Linked DNA regions of Homo sapiens: region 2 is linked to region 1. The links are chromatin loops, found by intact Hi-C in ENCODE. Cell type or tissue: heart left ventricle. All regions are shown on one strand. Links, peaks and the distances in the headings refer to the core of each region. The heading gives the core; the rest is flanking DNA.

What was found. A loop is a pair of places that touch in the nucleus more often than their neighbours do. Peaks named below come from ENCODE experiments on the same cell type or tissue, not always from the same donor. Only the 100,000 strongest peaks of a DNase experiment are listed, where the experiment ranks them.
Region 2: a loop joins it to region 1, with 2.2 times the contacts of the local background. A loop is called at or near these places in 2 of 110 quality-filtered maps.

What each region holds. Positions count from the first base shown.
Region 1 is chr14:72,783,012-72,792,637 of GRCh38, forward strand. The region is part of intron 1 of DPF3 (double PHD fingers 3); the gene reads right to left. Among named protein-coding and RNA genes, the nearest start is that of DPF3, 110 kb to the right of the region's middle. RefSeq lists an enhancer at 7,749-8,249. In heart left ventricle, for the core only: no CTCF peak of the experiment used is centred there; a DNase peak (open chromatin) is centred at 8,381; H3K27ac peaks cover 2,617 bases.
Region 2 is chr14:72,697,540-72,707,165 of GRCh38, forward strand. The region is part of intron 6 of DPF3 (double PHD fingers 3); the gene reads right to left. Among named protein-coding and RNA genes, the nearest start is that of MIR7843, 190 kb to the left of the region's middle. In heart left ventricle, for the core only: no CTCF peak of the experiment used is centred there; DNase peaks (open chromatin) are centred at 2,408 and 4,306; H3K27ac peaks cover 298 bases.

The sequences.
Region 1 (9,626 bases), core at 946-8,945:
ATCCTCACTGCACTCCTTTCTGTTCCTCTTCTATACTAAGGGTATCTCACCTCAGGACCTTTGCATATGCCATCTCCTCTACCTGGCATGACATGCTTCTCCCAGATCTTCTTGTAGCTGACTGCTCCTCTGAGATGTCTTCTTAGGTTCACCCTATCTGGAAGTAGCCCACCCCACCCCAACCCTGCCCTACCCTTTGCTATCTCATATACTTTATTTTTTTCATAACACCACTATCAAAGTTTTTCTCTTTGCCTACTGATCATCTATACACAACTAAATTGCAAGTGCCACGAGAGCAGCGTCCTTGTCTCATCAGATTCCCAGCCCCCAACGCAAGACTTGGCACATAGGAAATGCTCGACACATATCACTCAACAAAAAAATGAAAGCTCTAGGCCCACCTGCAACTGACAGCTTGAATGATACCGAATCCTGGCCTTGTAGAAGGCTGGAAGTCAGTGCTGGCAGGAGACCCCCAGCACAGGGAATAAGAATCACACAGCTGCCACCACCTGATTCCTGGCCCTTTCTGCCCAACACAACATAAATGACAGCAGGTCAGTGGCACAGTCCACAGTCCACACTCAAATCTTGATCATGGCCACCCACATACCCCAAACCTGGAGAGAGACTGGGGTGAGGTAGATAAACGATGCCATTCAAGACATCAGACATTGCTTTCTATGCCCAAAAGGCACATTCCAGGCCTGATATTGGCACCGGAAACTAGCAGTGCCAGAAGATGGTCTCCAACATACCCATCCCATGTCCCTCAAAGGGCCTCTCTCTGGACTAACCTCTTCTGCATGGTCTTTCCTGCAGAGCTGATCCGTGTCCTCCTGCAGAGCCCTGGGCCCACGGGTGGTGCCAGGGGCAGCGGCAGGATGGGGGTGGGGCTGCTTGACAGGAAATCAATGGGAACTGAAGGTCATCCGGAGGGCGCAGTCTCCCCATCACGCACCTGCTGGCATGGGATTTGTGGTCCTGACCTCGCTTGGGGGCCTCTGCCCTCCTGTCAGAGTTGGTTAAAATCAGCCTGCAGAAGCAAATGTCCTGCACACCAAATGATCTCCAGGCAGCCCTTCTAAGGGACATCCAGCCAAACAAAGAAGCACTGAGTCTCATTTCACCCGCCGCAAAGTTGAGAGTCACCCCAATCTCTCTTGGCAGCCTCCTAGGAAAACTGTCTCAGACCTGCCATTTTTGGAGGCACATACTTGTAAATAGAACAAAGCCAGACTGACCAAGAGGCTGGTTATGTCCCCAAACTTAAGTTGCCTGGTGGTGGAGGAAGTAAAAATACACTGGGAACCAAGATGACTGAAACTGAAATCTTGAGTGCACCCTAGAAATGCCTAAATCTGCCCTCAACACCTCTACATGCCAGGATAACGACAAAGGATACCAAAACCTCTGTACTGCCGGAGGGAAATCTCATTTTCTTCTCATCCCAAAAAATACTGGGGAGCTTGGCTGAATCTAGAATCTGATTTTCCTTCCCCCACTATACTTATTTTCCCAGGTTCCCATTCTCCCTTGCTTCCCAGACCTTTCCCCTCTACCATCTTCTTTCCCAATTCGTCCACCTCATCAAGAGTCATTTATCATACAGGCCAGGAGCAAAGCGGTCAGCCTAAGTCTCCAATTCAAAAGTTGAAAATGGGCCAGGCACAGGGGCTCACGCCTGTAATCCTAACACTTTGGGAGGCCAAGGTGGGAAGACTGCTTGAGACCAGGAGTTCAAGCACCCTGGCCAACTTGGTGAAAAACCGTCTCTACTAAAACTACAAAAATTAGCCAGGCTTGGTAGCAGGTGCCTGTAGTTCCAGCTACTTAGGAGGCTGAGGCAGGAGAATGGCTTGAACCCAGAAGGCGGAGGTTGCAGTGAGCTGAGATCGCACCATTACACTCCAGCCTGGGCAACAAGAGCAAAACACCGCCTCAAAAAAAAAAAAGTTGAAAATGAATATGGTATGAAAATAAAGAAAAGGCCAGGCACAGCAGCTCATGCCTGGAATCCCAGCACTTTGGGAGGCCAAGGCAGGAGAATCACTTGAGGCCAGGAGTTGAATACCAGCCTGGGCAACATAGTGAGATCCCCGTCTCTACAAAAAAATAAAAAATAAAAAAATGTTTTAATGAAGAAGAGACACCCTGGACATATTTACAGAAGGATAACAGGATGCTGGTTATAGTAGCAATAGTGGCATAGCTAATATTTATTGAGCATTTACTATGTGTGCCAGGCACTGTTCTAAGCACTTTACATGTATTATCCCCATACAACTTGTAATTGTATTATTCCCATACAACTCCATGATTTTATACCCACCCCCTCACACACCCCACTTTACAGATTGGCAAACTGAGGCACAGAGAGTCTTACGTGATTTGCTAAGGATCTATGTGGCCTTGTTAATACATTACAGTCTTGCCAGAACCTTACTCTTGGCCACTGCACTGTCAGCCTCTTACAAGGGCGCCATTACCCCCTCACAATGAGTTTTGCCTCCAGAACTAGAATAACCTGAACACTTCCTTTCTTGGAGGCACTAGAACACTTCCTTTCTTGGAGGTTTCTATCAGCATCACCAACTTGCTAGCTAATCTTAGCTATTTCTTTTCTTTGTGCCTCAGTATCCCAAACTGCCAAATAGCCCAGAAATAAACCTTCTTATCACAGAGCCACCTCTCAGTAACTCAAAAAAAGTTAATATGGGGCTTCCTGAAAATATGCCATCAGAGAAATACAAAATGTCATTATGCAGTTTAGAAACCAAATCCATCCCAAATGTGAGCAAGGGGCGATGGACTTGAAGAGGCCCTGTGGTTCTGAACATCAACTAAGGCAGAAAAAGAGAAATGCCAGAAAGTCATAAACTAAAGGGTCAGATTAAAGAATCCCAGAATGTTAGACACTGTCTAGTCTGGTGCCTGGTTTTATTGCAAAGGAAATCAATAACCAGGCCAGGTGCAGTGGCTCACGCCTGTAATGCCAACATTTTGGGAAGCCGAGGCGGGTGGATCACCTGAGGTCAGGAGTTCGAGACTAGCCTGGCCAACTTGGTGAAACTCCATTTCTACTAAAAATACAAAAAATTAGCCAGGCATGGTGGTGCATGCCTGTAGTCCCAGCTACTCAGGAGGCTGAGGCAGGAGAATCGCTTAAACCCGGGAAGCGGAGGTTGCAGTGAGCCGAGATTGTGCCATTGCACTCCAACCTGGGCAACAGAGCGAGACTCCACCTAAAAAAAAAAAAGAAAAAGAAAATCAATAACCACAGAGGTGAGGTGACGTCCTCGGGACATACCGAGGCAGAGCTGGGATCAGATCCTCAGTCCAGACTCCTAGTTCAGGGATTCCTCCATCGTTTATGGCAAGGGTCAACAAACTACAGCCCCTCGGCCAAACATAGCCCAGGACTAATTTTTGTAAATAAAGTTTTATGGGAGGCAAGCCATGCCCATCCGTTTACATATTGTCTGTGGCAGCTTTTGTGCTGAAATGACAGAGTCGAGTAGTTCCAACAGAGACCATGTGGCCTGCAAAGCCTAAAATATTTACCATCTGGACCTTTACAGAAAAAGTTTGCCGACTCCTGGTTTTTAACATAAGCCTTGAATAATGAAAAGCCTCCACCCTCAGAATACAAAATAATAGAATAGGAAACCTAAGAGTCACACAGCTTAAGCAGATAGTTTTACAATTATCTCAGCTTGGTACAACCTAATAAAAACCCATAAATACAGTTAATAATAAGGAAAACAAGCACTAGCTCACCCTACCTATTTAATAATTATTGTTAACTACAGCAAGCAAAACTCATAGCTGAAAATTCGTTTGTTTGCTTTTTTCTAGCCTCCCTTGAAAGCCCTGTTTCATCTAGGAAATGCTGTTGGCCAATGGGCGAAAGGACACATCCTAGAGGCGCACAGCCCTAATTTCCTCCTGTTGAGTTGCAGGCTGCTGCTGAGGCAGCTGAAGACTTGAGAGCATTGCCCTCTCTCCAGAGCGGACTCAGAGAGAGTTGATTTTCTCTGTCAAAGGCGATGGCGCCAAAACCCTCCTGTGCCCCTCACTCCAGATAGAACCCTCAGGAACAGCCAGGCATGGAAGAGACTGTCTTTATGGCTTCCTCTCCCTACTGGGCCTCCATGCCCTGCTTACACCCCTTTCCTCCCCAGAAAGTGATCAGGATATGCACACGGCCCACAGAAGCCCAGCCCACAGCTATGCCATCATTCTATCATCCCATGGAATAGGGAAAAGCGGGTCTGCCCCTGTTAGGCTGATGTGGGAATCAAGAGACCTGGATTCCAGATTGGAGTTGGAACTTAGTCACTTTGGGTTTTTGGCAAATCTCTCAAGCCCTCTGGGCCCAGGTCTCCCACGTCAAATGGAGAGATCGTCTTCACATATTCCAAATGATGGAACACGGGCAGAGCCAAATTAAGGGGTGGGGCAGGCCAACCACGTGGCACCCGGGCTCCAGTCTCTAATCACACTAAGTCATTACCAGGAACATAGAAAGGTTTACTAGTGTCACTCAGGCAGAGAACTTTGAGAAATAGGACCTGGCTTTCATGGAATAGTCCAGTTCGCATCAAGGTCCCACTGTAATGATTATTACACTTTTCCCTCTCAAAAGCGCCCTTGCTTGGCTGATAAATGATAAAGTCACCCTACTAATAAGCTGTTTGTGGTGGGAGTGAGGTGAGACACGTGGCCCAAGGCACGGACAGTAATGGCAATACATGGGCTTCTAAGGAAGACAAGTTCAGTTTGGTCAAGAGGTGGGGTGCAGGTCCGGGGCCAGAACTGAGCTGCTAAGGACAAGAGAGGAGAGGCTGCCTCTGGTGGCCCGGCTTCTCCATTTGCCATGCACACAGCCTTTGCCTCTTCTTTTATTTGTCAAATATTTAGAGAATATTCGCCAAAGTGTGAGCTCCCCAGGAGGCCCACAGGTGCTGGAGAGAAGAGAGGGCTTTGGAGAGTACTGTAAGGTGAAAGAAACCTACCAACAGGTGCCTAACTGCCTGGCCATGCTAAGCGCCTGAGCCCTGGGACAGGGTATGATCCCAGCCCTTCACAGTGCCTGACCCTGACGGGCATGCACTTGGTAAGTGTTCATTCTGGGGACCTGGAACAAGCGAAGCTCAAGCCCTCCTTCTGTTCTTGGAAAACTCCTCCTCCCCATGGCAGCTGCATCTCGACCACCAATCCTACTGGACCACAGGATGCAGGAGGACTACACTGTGTCCTGGATCTCGTCATTACAAGAGCAGGAGGTGAGCACTGAGAAAGATCCAGAAGAACTCATGCAAGCAGAGGCTGTGGTCTGTGGGGAGGAGGGCCGGGCAGGGCAGCGGACCAGAGGAAGAAGCAACAAAGAAGGAAGGGGAAGAGGAGGAGGAGGAGGAGGGGGGCCGCAGAGTCACTGTGGGTGGAGGGAGAGCACCGCCAGCACATGCCCCACAGCCATCAATATCTCTTCGGAGGACAGATTATCTGGGGAATTTATGCTCTCTAATAATTACCTTGCAGAGGGTTCCACTTATCTTACCAGAGGAATCTGCCAGTTGCCAGACACACAGGATTCTAGTCAATTCCATCCACACTGCCCTCCCCCTCTGCCCTCCTCCCCACCTCCCTGGCTCCTGACTTCTGACCTCTGAATTCTAACCTTTCTTTGCCTCTCCAGTCTAGGGGGAGGTTGATGGTGGAAGGGTCACAACAACTTTTAACAGATGTAAAGGCCAACAAAGGGGTTGGTGGGTTGTCCCTTATCAGTAGATATGAGAGTTAACGTCCCAAAGTTGAGGCCAGGCCTGAGGAAGTATAGGCTCTTGCCAAAGACAGTGTGTGAAGGGCCAAGCAATGCTTTGGGGCAGACTGACATGATTATTTTTGTCTTCACCTGATGCCATCAGACCTGGTTAGGATTAATTTTATCTTCTAGTCTTCACATCCCTCCTCAAAGCCTTCCTATCCCCAGTCCAGCCCTCCAGTGAGGCCTCCCTCCAATAATGGTGTGGCTACTTATTCGAAAACCATCACGTGTTGCTTTGGGTTGCTGTGGTTTCTTTAAACGCACGTTGCAGTCCTGGCTGTGAGCTCCTGGAGAACATGGGTACTGCATCCGTACTGAATCAGGACTACCTGAGCAACAGTAACAACATCCAGATGGCCCTGACAGTGGGCGGGACAGTGCCCTCCCTGCTTAGAAACAGGAACCACATTTCATCTCCACAACAACCCTATGAAAGAGATGCTACTACTACCCCTCATTATACAGCTGAGGACCTGGGAGCTCAGACAGCTTCAGTCACAGGCCCACGGTCACTTGGTCAGTGGCCAAGTCAGGATTTGAACCAGGTGGTCTTGTTTCAGAGTCTGGGCTCTTAACCACTCCACACCACGCTGCCTCTGTAGGAGAGGTTTGCTGACTGATTCGGACATTTTGTGTTGTATCTATCCGCTTATTTAAGTCATCCTTTTCTAAAATAATAATTTTTTTTGAGACATGGTCTCGCTCTGTCACTCAGGCTGTGCAGGAGCTCTGTCACTCAGGAGTGCAGTGGCATGGCTCACTGCAGCCTCGATCTTCAGAGCTCAAGCAATTCACCTACTTAGCTACCCCAGTAGCTAGGACTACAGGCATGTGCCACCATTCCCAGCTAATTTTTTTTTCTTTTTTTAAGAGAGATCGTGTCTCACTTTGTTGCCCAGGCTGGTCTCAAACTCCTGGACTCAAGTGATCCACCTGCCTCAGCTTCCCAAAGTGCTGCTGGGATTACAGGCATGAGCCTGGGTGCACCTGGGCTGGTGCTCCTCCTCCTTAGGACTCCACTCACTGCTCCCTCCTCAGGGGGCCTCCCCCAAACTCCTTAGCTCTGGCACTCATTCTTTTTCCATCACTCTGGCACGATGCCAACTATCAAAAATTATTTTATAGGCTAGGTGTGGGTGGCTCATGCCTGTAATCCCAGCACTTTGGGAGGCCAAGGCAGGCAGATTGCTTGAGCCCAGGAGTTCAAGACCAGCCTGGGCAACATAGTGAGACCTCTTCCCTACTTAAAATTAATTAATTGGCCAGGCACAATGGCTCATGCCTGTAATCCTAGCACTTTGGGAGGCCGAGATGGGAGGACTGCTTGAGACCAGGAACTCGAGACCAGCCTGGTCAACAAAGCGAGACCCCATCTCTTAAAAAATAATAATAAATAAAAAATAATTAATTAATGTATATGTTTATTTACTACCTGCTTTTCTCAATAGATATAAAAGCTTCCTGGGAGAAAGACTGGTCTAATTTGTTCACCCCTCTATCACCAGTGCCTAAAGCTGGTCCCTAGCATATAGTAGGCACTATATAAATATGAGTTGGATGAATGAATTGTCTGATGTCCCCACTGAGCATTCCATAATACATGATGGCTACTTAATTGGACACTTTATTTTATGCAAACTCATCTATCTGTTCTTTATTTATTAGACTTTACAGTGTACCAGGCACCTTGCTGAGTAGGTTAGGATTTCACTGTACCCTGATATGAGGTAGAGAATATTGTCTTTATCATTCTCATGTTACAGATGAGGAAACTGAGACTCAGAGGTTACACAGCTTGCCCAAGACCATACAGAAATAGGGTAAGACTTAACCCCCATTCTGTCAGTCCCCCTGAGTCCATGATATTAAGCATTCTGCCTCATTGCCTCTGGCTGGGTCCCCTCAGTAACATGATTCTCTTTACCCCTGAACCTCTAAAATGTCCCCAGCCTTACTTCTCCCCCCTCAAGAGCCCCATCGCCTCTTTCTCTGGCCTCTGTGTGCTGGCTCTCCTCCATTGGTCCCTCCAGATTCTCTCTCTGCCATTCTTTTCCCTGCTGGGTGCTGCGGAAGTCTGTCCTGTATGGTCAGCCATTTGCCCTCTTCCCTCTGCTCCTGGTGGTCTGGGTCAATGGCAGGTGCCGAGAGAGGGAAGAGAGACAGGGGATTTCCTCTCCCCGCCCCTTCCTGCTGTGGAGTGTCTGCATCTGCCCACTGAAGGTCACAGCTCCTGTGGGCCAGCCCTCTTCATACAGCTACCTCTGCAATCTGGTGACCTTCCCCACTCCCCCGACCTAGCCCTAGGCTGCTGCACTAGCCCCCCACCATGTGAGTCCCTGCCCGCAGTTTTGAAACTAGACATGTTACTAAACACTCCTCAGTTTACTTCGTGTGGAGCTGCTGCTTTGCTGGAACCCTGCCTCTCGGACATATGAGTGCTACATGGCCTCTGCCCCTCCCCCAGGTCCCCCACCACTGCCGCTGCCCCCTGGTCACTGCAGCTGCCTCACCAGGCCCTTCTTTGCTGCCAGGGTTTGTTCTCTGTCTCCAAGACCTATAAATAAATGTTGATTTGCTGGCTTGAAGGTTTGCCCTGGCAGCCCCACCAGGGAGAGCAGTGCCCTGGGGAGCCCAGCAAGCCCACAGCAAGCTGTCCTCCCAAGACTAGGAGAAAGCAGAGAGCATCGGGTCCAATGCAGGGGTCCCCTATGCTCGGAGCTTCCCCCTGTGCGGGGTGTTAAGGGACCCCTCAGATGATGTCCTGGTGCCTCAAACAAAGCCGCCATCACAGCTTCAAAATCACAATATCATTTGTTGAGCAACTACTATGTGGCAGGTTCTGGGTTGCCATTTGCATACATTCACTTTCATGTTAAAAGACGAGAAAAACAAGTTCACAGAGGTTAAGGAATTTAACCAAAACCTCAAAACTACTAAGTGGATGAACTGGAATTAGATCCCAGGTCAGCCCAAATCTATAAGGCCTTAATTCCCCACCAGTACATGCTGCCTCATGACCGATCCCTTTGAATGACAGGAGGCCCACAGACTCGAACCTAGTCCAGGCAGGCAGCTCAGAGATGCCAGCCACCCATGGCTGGGAGGAGATCAGGTGGAGCAGGATGACAGTTAGGATAAAGGGCACAGAGGGCTCCATGCTGCCTAGAGTCACTTTGTCCAAGGACCATGGCACAGTTTGGCCATAGTGACTGCTGAGCAGCCAGGGGGCTGGAACATGCCCCCCACCCCCGCCCCCAACCCCGACCCACTGCTCCTTCCTGCAGAGCCAGCCAGGAGCCATCACTCGTCCTTGGGCACACACCAGCATTTCAAGAAAACAAGCCTGCAAGCACAGACCCCTCTGAGTCAGGCCCAGGACTGTCACGAGGAGACTCTGAAGGGGAGGGGAGGGACAGGGTGACACAAAGAGGGGGAAGGCCTCCTGCCGCTGGACCTGGAGCCGACTGTGCTTCCCTAAGTCCTTTCTGCAGCCAAAAGGCACATTCCCTGAGAACACCGCTCAAGATCCAAAGGCTTTCGCTTTTTATTTTTTAGGAAGCAATGGCAAAAAAAGAAAAGAAAAAAAGAAAGAAAAGAAAAGAAAAAGAAATCCACATTTCTAGTGTTGGGAGCGATTCTTGGAGGCAAACACACTCTCTTGCACACACACACCCCACAGCGCTTCCCCCACACAGCCCAAAATAGTCCACACCATGGACTCCTGGAGAACCCGGCTCAGCACAGCCTCCCGACCTTGGTCCACATGACTGCTGGCCAGCTCTCAGTCCCCAGG
Region 2 (9,626 bases), core at 952-8,951, 85 kb before region 1:
AGGTGGAGCGGTGGGGGTGGATGTGAGGAAGACTAACAGGAGAGGAAGCTGAGCAAGGCTTTATCCTGACAATGGGGCAGCCAGGAGAGGATTCTATCCTGAGGACCAAGTTAAGCAGACTGACATGTTAGAAATACTGCTTAAGATTGTAGGGCAGAATATGGATTTGAAGGTAGCGAGGGGCTATTTCAATTGTTTACCTGTGCAACAATGAGGACTTGTGCATGGAGAGGAAAAATGGGGTGGGAGAGGGGTTAATGAGAGAACTTGGTGGAAAAGGGAGTGAGTAAGAAAGCAAGGAGGAACCCAGAAAGACTAACATGGCCTTCCTGGCCAGGCCTGACCCAGCCCCACCCACCTCTCCAGCCTCTTCTGACACCACGTTCTGCCTCCACACAGCCCTTCTGCTCGCTGGCCTTTTCGTTTATTATAGATTTCTCTTCCCACCACAGAGTCTTCACACAAGCTCTTTCCTCTGCCTAGAATGTCCCCATCCCCAATTTGCCTGATTAAGGTCTAATCATCCCTCTGATCTCAGTTCAAATGTCCTCCCCCAGGGAAGTCTTTCAAATCAAAATTACAACCTTAGTTTTTTGCCTTCCTAGGACTAATCACGTGTCAATACAGACAGTCCGCAATTTACAATGCTTTGACTTTTGATTTTTCAGCTTTACAATGGTGTGAAAGCAATACACATTCGATAGAAACCATACTTCAAGGACCTATACAGCTGTTCTGTTTTTCAGTTCAGTATTCAATAAATTACATGAGATATTCAATGCTTTATTCTAAAATAGGCTTTGTGTTAGATGATGTTGCCCAACTGTAGGCTAATGTATATTTTCAAAGTAGGCTAGGGCTGGGCATGGTGGCTTACACCTCTAATACCAGCACTTTGAGGGGCCAAGGTGGGAGGATCCCTTGTGCCCAGGAGTTGAAGACCAGCCTAGGCAACATGGTCTCTACAAAAAATACAAAAATTACAAAAAATACAAAAATTAGCCACGTGTGGTGGTGCGCACCTATAGTCCCAGCTACTCAGGAGGCTGTGGTGGGAAGATCACTTGAGCCCAGGAAGCAGAGGTTGTAGTTAGCTGAGATCACACCACGGCACTCTAGCCTGGGTGACAGAGCAAGAAAAAACATAAAATAAAAAAGTAGGCTAGGCTACACTATGGTTTAGTAGGTTTGGTAGGTTAGGTGTAAGACATGCATTTTCGACTTAGGATATTTTCAACTTATGATGGGTTTGCCAGGACATAGCACTACCATAAGTGGATGAGCATCTGTATGCATCTCTCCCACTGGCAGCAAGCATGGCAGGTCCTGTGTATCCGCAGTGCTGTGTCCCGATGACCAGCACAGGGCCTCACTTGTGGCAGGTGCTCAATGTCAGCTACGGAAAGCAAAGAGATGCACATGTTTCTGACGTGGGCAACTGGGTAGAAGGATGAAGGAGGAAAACCAGATTTAAAGAAGGAAGAAAATGAGTTGAGTTCACCTAAAGCTTGGGAAAGAGACGTAGATTTTGGAGCTGGCAGGGTGGCAATGGATGTTATAAGTATGGGGAAAAGTGTCAGGAAGAGACTGTGGAGAGAGAAAAGAGGTGCCTACACAGGATAGAACTCAGAAAACACCAGGATCTTAAGAAACTGGTGGAAAAAGAGAAACTGATTTTTTAAAAATTTGTTTAGAAAGGGTTGAGTGTGGTGGCTCATGCTTATAATCCCAGCACTTTGGGAGGCTGAGGCAGGAGGATCACTTGAGGCCAGAAGTTCAACACCCATCTGGGCAACATAGCAAGGCCCCATCTCTGCAAAAGACAATTCAAGATTAGCCAGGTGTAGTGGCATGCTCCTGTAGTCCCAGCTACTTAAGAGGCTGAGGTGGGAGGATCACTTGAGCCCAGGAGGTCGAGGGTGCAGTGAGCCATGATTGTGCCACTGCACTCCAGCCTGGGTGACAGAGATTCTGTCTCAAAAAAAAAAAAAAAAAAAAAAATTAGTAATTGTTAAGAAAAACTCACACAGGAGTGAGCAACATAAGCCAAAGGAACAGGGTTTCAAGACGACAGTAACAATGACACCACCAGTCACAGGTCCTGCCAACAGCTATTGAGTGTTTACCACGGACCAGGCCCACTCCAAGTGCTTCAAGTAAATTGACTCACAGCAACCTGCATCCCCATTTTAAAGAAAGATGAGGAGATTCTGCACCGAGGCAGAGCCACAGTAATAAATTAATCAGATGCCTGAGAAGGGTCAAGAAGGTTGGAGACTAAGAGACCACTGGATTTGGAAATTGGGAAGTTGCCTTAGCAAGAAGAGAATCCACAAAGTCGAGGAGCACAACTGCAGGGTGCTCCAAGAAATGAGGAAGTGCTGATGGGGCCAGCTGTGGGAGGAGGAAAGAGGGAGGTTGGTGGGTGGAGGGGAGCTTAGGATCAGGGCAGACCAGGGTGGAGCCTGTGTTTTACCAGCCTATTCTGACTCCCAAGTCTTAGTCCTTGGAATGATTTCATCATAGGGGCAAGAGGAAGAGTGAAGACTTCCAAGAGTTATTTTGGTTGGATTGCATCAGGATGAAACTGCTTCATCACAATGGAAAGAAACGTCTTGAAATCCTGCTTTGACTGGCTTAGAAAAGCCAGCACTGTTTCTCCTTCTGTGTTTAATCATGTCTTCCTGTCACTGCAAACACCATGGGCCAGCTTCGTGAGCCTGTGACCTGTGCTTCCAGACAGGGTCCGAGTTCAGAAAGGCCCCACACTTGGTTTAATGCCCTGCTGTTGGCATCTTGAAATTCTTAATATTTATTGAACAAGGGCCCCCGCATTTTCATTTTGCAGTGGACCCTACAAATCACGTAGCCAGTTCTAGAAGTCTGTTGGGTTCAGAGTGGAGATCTGAGACTAAGTTACTCCAAATAGCTGACCTGATAGTCTGAGAGCTGCCAAGGTGAACCCAGGTCCCAACCAGTCCTGAGTCAGGCATAAAATTCCCTTCTGAGATAATCTTGAAAGTCTGGCCAGAGTGATTAGCTGCTCAGTAGTCATCATCTCAGTGCCATCAACCACCCAGGCCTGGCTTCTAGATCGGCTCTGCCCTCAGAGAGGCAGAATCTGCAGCAGGTAAGTGGGCAGGCTGGATCTGAACTGCCTGGGTTCAAGTCCCAGCTCTGCTGTTGACTCTGTGATCTTGGGCAAGTTACTAATCCTCTCTGTGCCTCAGCATCCTCTCTGTAAAACAAGGTGGATCATGACAGCACACCTGCTCCCCGCGGTGAGACCCATATGAGAGAATGTATTTAAAACAAAGCCCAGCTCATGGGGAGTCGTGGCTGTTCTCAGCTGCTCTCATCACCACTGCTGTCAAAGTGGCCCAACAAAGAGAATAAACCCCAAAGTGGGGAGTTATTTCTCCTCTGAAGTCTGGAGTGGAATAGCAAGGAAAAGAGGGTGGGAAAAGAAACATTTTGAAAATAAAGTACTGGAACCATCTGCTCTCCTTTTATCATGTCGGCATTCTCACTCTGGAAATATCTGTCGTGCGGAATCAGCCTGAGCCCCAGGAGCGCTGAAGCAGCAGAGAGGGTCATGCCCCATCTTCCCACTCCAGTCTCCTTCCCCGGGGGCAAGCGCTTTTGCACCATGCACCTCTGAAGCCACCACCCCTGGGACCAGTCAGCCCTGCCTGTGCACGACCTAAGGTCCTTCTTTTCACCTTGGCAAGCGTGCACCTGGATTTTGTGTTCCTGGCATGGTGCACATGGAGAGCAGTGGCTGTGACAATAAGGGAGGTCCAGCTTGCCTTCTCTTTCTCCTTCCCCCTGGGGCGGATCCATCTGTCAAGGTGCAGAAGGAGTGTTTGCCCACTTCCCAATCCAGAACTGGATTCTGCATGCAGGACCTCCTGTCTGGAGTTATGGATGCCTTCAGTGCCGCTCCAAAATATTTACTGCACGCCCCCTGCCCTCCTTCAAACCTACCCCACTCCTAGTCTGGGCGGGGGTCGGGGGGAGCAGGGAGGAGGAGGAATCAGGGGCAGCTTGTGTGAACAAAGCCGCTGCAGCAGACAGCAGAATCCTTCCTGCCGGGGAGAAGCGGCTGCCTTCCCCACTGATAACTTAATGACTCTGGCACATTTTCATCAGCCCAACTTGGAGCACACAGTGGGAATCTGAGCCAGTGGTTTCCGAGAGACTGAAAGCAGTGACTGAAGGCAATTACAGGATGAGCATCCCAGAGACAAAGCCTGGGCCCTGGGAGTCACCAGCCAGTCACCAGCCACAGCTCATTCCCGGCTCTGCCCCGTGGCACTGACATACAACCCTGAGGACACCGCTTCCTTCTCTCTGCAGCTGGACTTCCTCATCTGTCACCCAGACCCCACCATGCCTGTCATCTGCCGATGCCTCCAAGGCATCACACCTACCATCAGGCAGCACCCATTCCCATGCAGAATCTCACAGCTCAGGAGGCAAGGATCCCCATTCCACAGATGAAGAAACTGAGTCTGGGGGAGTTTAAGCAATTCTCTGGATGGCACAGCCAGAGTTTGAGCCCTGGTCTGTCTGCCCTTGAAGCACGTGACTGAAAGGTGCGCTGGTGAGTCTCTGCTTGGCACTGCCTCCCTCCCCACCCACCCCAACGGCCTGGGGCTGACTGGCGTGGCCTGCTTCACCCATGCTCCCTTGCTCTCGGCAAGAAGGAGGCACCAGCAGGAGAACGGAGGGTGGGAAGAAAAACACGTGGGGACTTGGGCCCTGCCCTGCCTGGGCACTGTGCTATACAGGGGCTGTATAGGGGCCCACCTCCAAGACTCCAGTCCTGCCTGGCTCTGGGAACCCCATGTCTCCCCTGCTCCTTGGAGCTGGGGATAGGGAGGGCTTCCCGCTCTCCCTGTCAGCACCTTCATCTTGCCCACACCTTCATAATCACTCTGGCATCAAATTCCCTTCCATCCAGCCCTTCTGAGTGGAATCCCACATCCTGCCGGATACCATTTGGACACATATTCACACCCTACCAGACCGGCTCGTAGAAGTTTGGGGCCACCAACACCTCCCAACGACCCTCCATCTTCTCTCTGCAGAACCATCTGGGGGATGGAGGCATTCCTACAACCAATTCCCCCGAGCAGGGAGAAGCCCCAACTGAGAAAAGCCCTGTGTGACTCCCAGATACAAACTCAGATCGGGATAAAGCCCAGGAGGTACTTCCAAAAGCCACCTGCTCAGACTGGGTACGCAGGGTACAGTTGTTCATCCCACAGCCACTTCAACTGGCCAGGCTTTTCTCAAAAGCCAACGGTGGATCCAACCCCCAGGTGGGCTTCTCCTCCCTCCCCTGCCCTTGAAGTTCGAGGCCAGCAGACTCGGTGGCCTTCTAGAGACCGGGGGTCTGGCTCTGGGTCTGATACTAACCCGCTATGCACCCTTGGACAAATTCATACCTTTCTGGGTCTTGATTTTTCTTATCTGCAGAATATGGGGGTTGGATCAGATGATCTCTAAGTCCTTTGCATTCTAGCACTTCACAACTCTCTGTAGGTCCTGAAGCTATTATCTCCTCAACTGTGATAGGAAAATGATGAGGCTCCCAGAGGCTGGCTACATCCACCTCCCCCCACCCCACCCTGCACGATTGGCAGCTGCCGTCCCGTGGCTTCATACCTTCTTTCAGGCCACCCTTGATGCTTATTTTAAGCTGAATTCCTTTGGATGGAGACACAGGGGATTGGGGGTAGGGGTGGGGTAAAACACCCTGATTTTTCACAGCCACATTTCTTGGGGCCTGGTGGTGACCCAGGATCTATCAAACTCCAGTGACCCAAAAGTCCTGTGTCTTCATCAAGGGAGAGTGTCCTGCTTATTTTGGGAATTTACTAGATGTGAGGAAGAACAGAGACAAGCAACCAGACTCTCGTTTCAAAATATTCTATCACCTGATTTCTGGATCCTCAGCAGGGAAATGCAGAAACCCCCCAAAACCAAAGCACTCCATGTGTTATGGGAATGTTTCCTGCCCTGCTGAGAAGCCGGGTAACAGAATGCAGGTGAACTCGGGAGTCTGCCTTCTTGGGTCAGCTGATTTGCAATGTGACCTTGGGCAAGTGACTTAGTCTCTCTCAGCCTCGGTTTCCTCGTCTGTAAAACAAGGGCAATAACAGTTTGTAGCTCATGGGGGAGGTGTGAGAACTGCAGGAGTTCATCTTCTTACAATGCTCAGCCCAGTGCCTGGCACACAGCACATGTTCAACAAACATCAGCTATTTTTGATCATTCATTTAACTTGATCAGACAACTCCCTTAGATCCTGCAGCAGCTAGGGCACAGAACACAACTGGGGCCCCAGCTTAGGTGTTAAATAAGTACCTTTTCTTGATTCAGTATAAAGAAAATAAACATTTATTGAAAATATCTATGAACCAAGCAGTGAGCTAATTGTTTTTACACAATTTCTCATTGAACCCTCTTGGAAACCCACTAAGGTTAATATTATTGTCCTCACCTAACAGACCAGAAAACAAAGGCTCAAAGTGGTTTTGTGATTTGCCTGAGGTCATGGCTAGGAAGTGACCTGGTAAAGATTCAAATCCTAGCTTTCTGACTCCGGAGCCACCTTCTTCCAACTGGCATCCCTTTCAGGGTGGTGTCTTTGATTCCTGATTCTAGTGAGTCCTGCGTTAGCATGTCCTTAATGAGCTTAAATTAAGAGTGAAACTGAATTCTCTTTTCAATTGTACAATAAAAATAATTTAAATAATAAATGTCATTGTCAACATTTCTGGGGAAGGTAAAAAGAGAAAGGTCAAAAATCAGACCTGATTACCCTAAGCTGAGGCAGCCCCCAGGCATCTGGGAATCCTGCTAGCATCCTCTCTCTCAATATCTCTGTACACCTCCCATGCCAGGACATCAGTGCGGCCTCAAATGCTGAGCAGGTTTTATTTGTGAGTTCCAGGCTATCCAGTGTGATTCCCCACCCCCTGCCTGAGGTAGGCCTTCTTCCACCTACAATGTCAGTGTAAGCTCCTCAGTGCCTTAGAGGAAACAACAACTGTCCATTAGCATCTGTTAAGACGTTTCTGCCTGGATTCCTGCCATTTCCACCAACTCATATGTCAGTTTCATCACACTCCCAAAATTACTTCCCCTTTTAGGATATTCCAGTTAAGCTACCCCTTTTGTCTCAATGACCCAAGTGCAAGATGTCAAGAGTCATCACTGCCACCTCCCTCTCTCCTCTCCTGCTCTCCACATCCTGTCCATCATCTGCCGGGTTCTGTGAATTTCTCTTTCATTAAGTCTTCTTCATCTGCCCCGTCTATTTCACTGCTGCTATCACCACCATCCAGATTTCATGTCTTCTCCTAGCTGACTAGAAAAGGCTCTTCTCGGTCATCAGGCTTCAGGCTTTCCTCCCTGAACACCGAATCCTACAGATCAACCTTCCTAGAGATGTCCCTAGGATTGTCATGAATTACCACGGACCATGCAGGCCAACCTCTAAGCCAGGGGTCCCCAACCCCCCGGGCTATAGACTGACACCTGGACTGCACAGCAGGATGTGAGTGGCGGGCAGGCAAGAGAAACTTCATCTGTATTTACAGCTGCTCCTCATCACTCGCATTACCACCTGAGCTCCACCTTCTGTCTGATCAGATTAGATGTCACACTGGATTCTAACAGGAGCACAAACCCTACTGCAAACTGCACATGCAAGAGATCTAGGTTGCACACTCCTTATGAGAATCTAATGCCTGATGATCTGTCACTGTCTCCCATCACCCCCAGATGGGACCATCTAGTTGCAGGAAAACAAGCTCAGCTCAGAGCTCCCACTGACTCTACATTATGGTGAGCTGAATAATTATTTCATTATATATTACAATGTAATAATCATAGAAATAAAGGGCACAATAAGTGTAATGTGCTCAAATCATCCCAAAACCTGCCCTCCGCCCCTGGTCCGTGGAAAAATTTTCTTCCATGAGTCCCTGGTGCCAAAAAACTTGGGTACTGTGGCTCTAAGCACCTCAGCCTGATGTTCCCAGCAACCCTGGTCTAACTCTGTGCCCCCAATCTCCCTACCCACATGCTCTGGGTTAGTCGAGCTGAGCCTTCTTCTTCCCTGGTATGCACATCCCACATTCCCTTCTCCAGACATTCATCAACAGTTTGGAAGCACCACTGTGCTGGGGCTGGGCTGCAAGTTGATTCTGGCCTGGGCCCTGCCCTCAGAAGGCTCACAGTCCAGCCTGAGGGAGCAGAGAAACAAACTGTCATCACACAATGTGGGAGGCAGCCTACCAGGAGGTAGGCACAAGGTACCAGCAGCTTCCAGAAAGGGACAGTGATAGTGTGTGTGGTGGGGGAGGGAAGGAGAATGAGAGAGAGAAAAAAAAAGAGAGAGAGAGAGATGAATGACTGGGATCAAATCTTGGCTCTAGCATTTATTCACTATGTGACCTCAGGAAAGTTAATTAACCCTTCCTCTCCCCAGTTTCCTTATCTGTAGGATAGAGATGACCAAAGCATCCATTTCATAGCACTTTTGTGGGAGTTAAAGAGTTAATATAGATGAAGCCAACAGAATATTCCAGGTCTATAATATAAGTCAACAAACTTCAGCATTATCATTATTACCTCTTCCCCCTACCCCTGGGCACACCCATCCACCCCTGGGGGCCAATATCAATTCCATCCATGCGCCCTAAGGGCCTTCTTGGCATCCCGGGGCTGCACTCTCTGACACAGCAGCCCCTCTTCGTGTGACCACTCCCTGCCCTGTTCCTTCAGTGCTCACTGTCCCCTCAATTAAATACCGCCCCGGCAGTGTGCTATCTCCTGCACAATATCAGCCTTTCTCCTTCCAAGCATATTGGAGAAAGAGAAAATAAGACCAAGGTGGGGGAAACCTTTGTCAAGCACATGCCACGTGCAAAGCTTTTTACATACATCATCACAGTCAGCTTTCCCACTGTGCCCCATCCCCACCATACACCGGAGGACATGGAGACTCCTACAGCAAAATGACTTTCTCGATGTCACAGATAACAAGCAGCAGAACCACTCCAAAGTCAGGGCACATCCTGCTTCACCCAGCTCTCTGCAACCTGGCAGACCCATCAGGCTCCTTGCTTTCCTATACTCCCCACCATGACTCAAAATAAGAGAGATCAAAGGCCATGCACCAGGCCCTGCAGCCTCACAACTGTACTTCTAGGAAACAATAAAGCATTATGCAAAGGTATAGCTGGAACAGTGCTTTTTTTTTTCTTTTTTCTTTTATTATTATTATACTTTAAGTTTTAGGGTACATGTGTACAATGTGCAGGTTAGTTACATATGTATACATGTGCCATGCTGGTGTGCTGCACCCATTAACTCGTCATTTAGCATTAGGTATATCTCCTAAAGCTATCCCTACCCCCTCCCCCAACCCCACAACAGTCCCCAGAATGTGATGTTCCCCTTCCTGTGTCCATGTGTTCTCATTGTTCAATTCCCACCTATGAGTGAGAATATGCGGTGTTTGGTTTTTTGTTCTTGCGATAGTTTACTGAGAATGATGGTTTCCAATTTCATCCATGTCCCTACAAAGGACATGAACTCATCATTTT